Regions from separate parts of the Homo sapiens genome. Here region 2 is linked to region 1. A link is a contact called in ENCODE Hi-C or POLR2A ChIA-PET data. All regions are on one chromosome and are shown on one strand. The core of a region is the stretch at or near the end of the contact, and the rest is flanking DNA. Distances in the headings are between cores, read along the strand shown. Region 1 holds the start of LINC02688 (long intergenic non-protein coding RNA 2688). Region 2 overlaps CHID1 (chitinase domain containing 1).

Region 1 (3,309 bases), core at 302-2,801:
CTGAGGCGGAGAATCACTCGAACCTGGGAAGTGAGCTTGCAGTGAACCGAGATTGTGCTACTGCACTCCAGCCTGGGTGACAGAGTGAGACCCTGTCTCGAAAAAAAAAAAAAAGAGACCTCAGAGAGCTCTCCCACCCCTTCTACCAGAGGCGAAGGGGACCCAGTGGGAAGGTGCCGTCCGTGAACCAGGGAGTGGCCTCACCAGACATCGAATCTGCCAGAGTGTGGATCTTGAACGTCCCGTCCTCTGCAGCCGTGGAGATGCGTGTCTGTTGCTTTTATGCCGCTCAGGCCATGGCGTTTCCGGATAGCAGCCAGGTTGGAGGGACCCGCTGTCTCTCTGGGACCACTCTCTTCGTCGCCTGATGTCCACCGTCTTGACAGATGTTGTTTCCCATATTTCCTGGAGTTTTTTAGTTGCTAAATCCTGGCCTCTGCTACTCTCTTTGCTAAAAATGCTAGTCCTTGATGAAATGGAATCTTGATACTTTAATACAGAGTGGAACATAGTCACTAAATAAAACCTGGAAAAATGTAGAAGAGTAGCAGGAAGAGAACACACCCCAGCCCCGCGGTCCACCCACCCGCAGTCCCTATCGCCACCTCCTGGCTCTGGTTTCCCTGCTCGTGGGGCTGGGCAGCATTGCTGCAACTCTTGATTCGCTTTCCTGGGGCCACCATAACCAAGCAGCACAACCCGGGAGATGGCTCAGAGTCTCTCTGCGTCCTGGGAGCCTGAGATCCAGGAGTGGGTGGGTTGGAGAATGGTTCTCCCTGGGTCACTCTGGAGGACCTCTTAAGGTGGACTTCTTAAGGGACCCCCGGCTCCCACCTTGCCAAAGAGCCTCCGAGCCACACCTGCCTCCCGCAGGCCTCCAGTTGGTGCCCACATGCAGCCCCCGCCGTGGGGTCACCCTGGGGTAAGGGTCTCTCCTCCCCTGCTAACCTTCTGCTGGGTCTTGGCATCCCTGGGATGAACCCTCCTGGCCTGGACCTTGCCGGCCCACATCAACCCCCAGCCCTCTGCTCCTTGGCCTCACCCACAGCCTGCAGAATGTAGGTGAGTTTCCTGATGATAATATAATAATAGCAATGATGATGATGATGATGATGATGGCAATAACAATGATGACAGTCAACACTGCCGCGTGCCGGGCTCTGGCCCTTTGCATGTCTGGGCCGGCTGTACAAGGCACTGCTGGGGCTCCCGGGCTGGGAGCCAGGGACAGGCACCGTCACAGCAGCCAAGGGGCCCCCCTACCACCCCAGCACCTGCTGGCCCTGAACCAGCTGCTCCTTGAGAGCTTTGACAGACTCTTCCGCTTGGCAGCATTTTAATCTGCTGGTGCAAGAGCCTTGTCGCTTCCTCAAAGCCTGTGCCCATGGCCGTGGGCAGCTGCCTGTCCCTGTATAGGCAGAGCTGCGTCATGCCCTGTGGCCCCAGGTCTGGCTCTGGGGTTCTGGCTGGGCGGGGCCTGGAACCTTCTGGGAGTCACCATTGACTGGCTGCAGCCACCGGCTTCCCAGCAAGGATGTCCTCTTCTGTAGGAAAATGGGGACGTCGGGAGCATTCTCTGGACAGCAGGAGATGCATGTCGACAGGCTGGCCCTGCCTCTTCCCACCCCAGAGTGGTGAGTGGGGATTCTGGGGACTTCCCTGGCCCCCATGGGCCTCGCGTGTCCTGGTGCCCATGTGTCTCCAGTCCCAGGGTCGGCCACGGTGTGGACCCCTCCACTTTCCTCCAGGCCTGAGGTGGGGCCCGGGCGGCCTGTCAAAGAAGAGCCCAGCCCAGACCCTCCCCAGATCCCTGGGGGAAGGAGGCCACCAGGCACCCTGCCTTCCTGCTGCCTGTCAGGGTGAATCTCAGGGGACCCTGGTGCAGGAGGGGCTGGCTCTGAGCTGGACAGGCCTCTGGGGTTGCCCTGGTGGCCTTCCCTCTCTCTGGGTCAGACGTGCCCAGGCAGGGAGGGTCCAGGCCATGACAGAGCCGGGCCAGCTGGGGACAGGGCATCCCCCAGTGCAATCCTTGTAGCGAACGGGTCCTAGAGTGCAGCTGGCGGGACACTCCCGCCATCACTGGATTTACTGCAGGTGGAGACGGGTTCTGTACCCACGTAGATGAGGAAACAGGCACAGAGAGGGGGCAGCCTGCCCAAGGTCACCGGGGAGGGAGTGGAGAGGCTGGATGCCCTTGGGCCCAGACTGCAGCCTCCCCTCCCCGATGTGCTGCGGCCCCAGTGTCCTGGGCCCCATGTGGCGCCTGAGCCCACAGGTGTCACCAAAGGTCTGAGTTGCGGGGACAAAGGCGGGGACAGGCCCGAGGTGCGGGGACAAGGGCGGGGATGGGCCTGAGGTGCAGGGACAGAGGCGGGGACAGGCAACCCCTGCGGTTCGAGGGGTAGGTGGCCACACGTCAGTCCCTGGGAGGGCCAGGCAGGAGGTGGGCCCAGCGGGGCTGGGAAATGAGGGGCCAGTGCCCCCACGCTCACTGCAGGGGATGTGAGAGGGCGAGTGGTCGCTCAGCCACACCCACACCCGTGTGTACAGGACCCACGCCCGCCCGCCTTGCTGTCCCGCCCGTGCACGGCTCACACAGCTTCTCCCATTATTCAGGCGCTGCCGGGCCCTGCAGGACTCAGATCGTCCCTGTGCCACTTGGCAGGGTCACCCTCACGCCTGCCCGGTGGCCCCACCTGCCCCACCTGCCCAGCTTCTCTCCCTTCTCAGTGCTGTCTGTCCCAGAGCCTCCCATCAATGGGGCCAGAGGGCTCTGGCCCGGCTGTGGGCTGACTGTTCTCCCCAAGATGCCTGAGAGCCACCCGGGCACCGGACTTGCCAACATGCAGGCACACGCAGGCACACACCTGGGCCACACGGCCCTGAGCACACGCCTTGCCCAGCCCTCCTCCGGGCTGTGGTGCGGGTGCCAGGTGCCACCTGCTGGCGGGCTACAGCATCACGGCTCTCGCCCTCCGGAACCTTCCATGGTGCCACACCAGCCTCTGGTCTGGCTGCAGACGGCTTGGGCTGGGCAGGGAAGCTTCCACTGTCGGGGAACCTGGGACCACAGTCTTTGCTCCAAGCGCCCTGGGCGGGTAGAGGCCAGGTCCGGTATGAGGAGCCCTGGTTCCCTGAGGTAGACAGAGCCAGGCAGACGTTGAGGAGACATGGGGGCTGTAGCCCTGGCCCCACTGCCCGACTCTCTCTCTGCATTTCGGGAGCTGGCAAGATCCAAGGGGGTCCCCAAGGCCCTGAGGCTGCACTGAGCACCCCTTTCCTGCTCATTTTCAGATGCAGCGGTGTCCT
Region 2 (3,309 bases), core at 513-3,012, 170 kb before region 1:
CAGGGAAAAGTGCATGAGGCCCGGCTCTGGCCTCAGGAGTGTGTGTCGAGAGAAGCCCTTCCCAGGACCCCTCAGGAGCCCCCACAGGGCTCTGCAGCCAGCTCCAAGGAACGGGTCCAAGGGAGTGGAGCTGCTTCTGGCTGGTGGGAGGAGGGGCTTGCAGGCTCGGGCCAGGGCTGCTGTGAGCAATGGTGAGGCCCCCAGTGCCAGGCCCAGGCCCCCTCCTGAAGGGAGGACATAGCTGATGGCTGGCCCTCCCCAAGCCCACCCTGCAGACACTGAAACCCCAGGCCAGGTGCTCCTATCTTCACAGGTTTCAGTTGCCTCTCAGAGCTTGAGTTCAACCAGACAGCCCTCCTCGGTGGGTGGCCATCCTTCTTCGGGGCTGTCCTGTCTGAAATGTGGGATCCAGCCATGTCCTGACCGGAGGCCCTGAGGTTCACCGTCTCCCGCTCGGGGAGGCGGGCGTGGCTGGGCCCGCAGGTAATGCCAGCCAGTCCCTGCACCTGGCCCCATTGGGGATGTGCTCAGGAGCTGCTGCTAGTCAGCCAAGGCTCCCAGAGGCACAAGCTGTAGACACTGAGGGCCCCGGGTGTGGAGAAGACCTGGCTCCTCGTCACTGGCTATCGGAGAGCGCTGGGGTGTTAGGAGAACACGGTGAGCATGAGGCCGGGGATCGGGGCTGGGGTTGCTGAAACTCTTAGCGCCACATGAGGCCGAGGGAGTCAAGTCCTGGGGTGGCCATGAGGGGCTCGCCACACCATTCTATGCACTTCTATGCTTGAAGATTCTCACAGTAAAAGATTCACAAGACAGAGGAGGAAAACGCCTAGGTCCACCGAGTCGTGGCAGCAAAAGACGCCACGGCAGTGATGAGGACCACGTGCCTAAGATTCAATCCCTGCTGCTGCCGGCCTCCCAGACGTCCCCTGGCGGGTGACAGACAGGATGAAGGAACGATGGGCTCCACTCTGCAGAGGACACAGTATAGGCTGGAGGAGCGAGGAGGCTGGGACTGGATGACTGGCTGGTGTGGGTGGCAGGCGCCGCATTGCTTGGCGGTGCACGTGGTGTGTGGGGGCATGTGAGGCTGGGGGCTGTCTGCTCTTTAGGGCGGTCGCAGCTAATAAGTGAGATTTCAGCTAGAAAAGCAGACATCTGGTGCCAACACAAGGCGAGAACAGAGGGTGAGGAGAGGCGTCTGAGCTGATGTCGCCAGAGCTCAGCAGGAGCCGGCACAGGTGCAAGGACAGATAAGCCTCGAGAAAGGGCCAGGGAGAAGAGCCCCAGCTTCTAGAACAGATAGGGAGGACCCACAGGACACCCCACAACGGGTGGCCCATCTCACCCTGTGCACGTTGCAGGCAGTGAGCCCTTGGGCTGGATTTGGTGTCCAGAGTGGATGACACCTGTCCAGGGCAGGACCACAGGGTGCAGATGAACAGTGCAGCTGAGAGGGAGGTCGGGGCTCAGGGAGGGGCTGGACACCACCTGGGCAGAGCCAGGGTCAGGAAGAATGTTCCAAGGAGCTGCGAACACGGCCCCTCCACCGTGCAGACATTCAGGCGGAGGCAGGAGTGCCGTCCACTCGTAGACGGGACTCTGGCACAGTTGAGAGCCAGGAACCTACCCAGGGAAGACACTGGTGGCTGTCAGGCATCACACTCCCAGCAGCAGGGTTGCCTCTGCCTGTGATCCTTGCCAGTGTCCTCCTTGGACTAGAGTGGGCGTGCCCTCCCTGCTGTACCCTTGAGGCAGGAGCCATGGCTGTGCAGCGTCAGCACTCTCTCGGCCGGCTCGGCAGCTGTGAGGATGCACGTGTGAGCGAGTCTTGGCAGCCGTTTATTTATTCCAGCCTTGCGGGAGGTGGCCCTGCTGAGCTGGCATCTGTGCCGCTGCCCTGGCCAAGGTCTCTAGGCAGGGACAGACAGGGCAAGAGCTACTGGCCACCCAGGATGGGACGTGGGGACGGGCACTCTAGGGGCCCCTGAGACCCAGATCTCCCTATGGCCTGCTCCCCTCCAGTGGTCCTGCATCCAGGCTGGAGCCTGCCAGGTGCCCACACCCCTCCTCTGTGCCACTCAGGCCCAGAGGTCATTAACAAGGGCACTTCGGGTGGGCGAGGAGGGCAGATGAGGGGACTTCTCAGCTGGGAGTGAGGACCCAGAAGCAGTGCCTTTCTTTCCTGACTGGGTGCACACAGACCCCAACTTGTGCAAAGCTGGGGGGTCCTGAGGGCATACACCCCCACACGCTCACATACACACCTTTGTAATCAGAATTCCTTGGCCCCAAACCCCCTAGCCAATTCTCAGAACAATCATGGGTGGGTGCAACTGCCCACGGGAAGCTGCTGAAGGCTTTGGTTGTTTTGGAGACAGGGTCTTGCTCTGGAGCCCAGACTGGAGTGCAGTGCAGTCTCCACCTCCACAGCTCAGGCATTCCTCAGCCTCCTGAGTGGCTGGGACCACAGGTGTGCACCACCATACCGGCTAATTTGTTTTTAAACTATTTGTAATGATGGGGTCTCTCTATTTTGCATAGAAGATCTCGAACCCCTGGGCTCAAGCAATCCTCCTGCCTTAGCCCCACAAAGTGCTGGGATTACAGGTGTGAGCTGTTGCGCCAAGCCACACTGATGCCTTGTGTGACCTGACCCAGGCTCTTGTGCAGTGAGTGAGCCCTAACTCATCACCCTCAGATGGTGTAATGGGCTGAGCTGTTCCCCTAAAATCCACAGGGTGAAGTGTGTGATGTCTTGAATGTTCTCTGCAAAATTCACACTGAAATGTAATACCCACTGTGGCACTGTGGGGAGGCGGGGCCTTTAGAAGGCGGCACTGTGGGGAGGCGGGGCCTTTAGAAGGCGGCACTGTGGGGAGGCGGGGCCTTTAGAAGGCGACACTGTGGGGAGGCGGGGCCTTTAGAAGGCGGCACTGTGGGGAGGCGGGGCCTTTAGAAGGTGACTGGGTCATGAGGGCTCCGCCCTGGTGAACGGATTAATCCATTCATGGACTAGTGGGTTAATGGACCAGTGGGTGACCATGGGCATGGGACTGTGGCTTTCTAAGAAGGGGAAGGCGGCAGCTCGCTCAGACCCTGTACCACGGACACCCTGCACCACCTCCGGACTCTTCGGAGTCCCTACCAGCAAGAACGCTCTCACAGAACTGGCCACGGGCCTTGGACTTCTCAGCCTCTATAAGAAATAAACTCCTGTCTGGGTGCAGAGGCTCACGCCTGTAATCCCAGCACTTTGGGAAGCCGAGCCGGGTGGATCACTTGAGGTCAGGAGTTTGAGACCAGCCT

The links. Hi-C counts contacts between places; a loop is a spot of excess contacts on that map. ChIA-PET counts read pairs that join two places held with the same protein, here RNA polymerase II (POLR2A). Pooled maps may share reads with other maps.
Region 2: a map of HCT116 shows a loop between it and region 1 (4-fold over the local background). The contact joins the enhancer-like site here to the promoter of LINC02688 in region 1. A Hi-C loop is called at or near these places in 4 of 168 maps with a recorded cell type or tissue (HCT116, HepG2, adrenal gland and 1 more) and 4 of 50 pooled maps. POLR2A ChIA-PET finds 5 or more read pairs at or near these places in 4 of 52 experiments (H1, PC-3, WTC11 and 1 more).

The regions. Positions count from the first base shown.
Region 1 is chr11:1,048,329-1,051,637 of GRCh38, forward strand. It overlaps LINC02688 (long intergenic non-protein coding RNA 2688), which reads left to right and starts at 1,552. Exons shown (of 4, transcript NR_160890.1): 1 at 1,552-1,634; 2 at 3,295-3,309. It overlaps LOC124902605, which reads left to right and starts at 1,364. Exons shown (of 4, transcript XM_047427955.1): 1 at 1,364-1,446; 2 at 1,551-1,634; 3 at 3,295-3,309.
Region 2 is chr11:874,914-878,222 of GRCh38, forward strand. All of the region lies in intron 10 of CHID1 (chitinase domain containing 1), which reads right to left. Among named protein-coding and RNA genes, the nearest start is that of TSPAN4, 34 kb to the left of the region's middle. Within about 2 kb of position 1,763, at least 3 of the 41 ENCODE cell types and tissues checked have a DNase peak (open chromatin) inside an H3K27ac peak, as active enhancers do.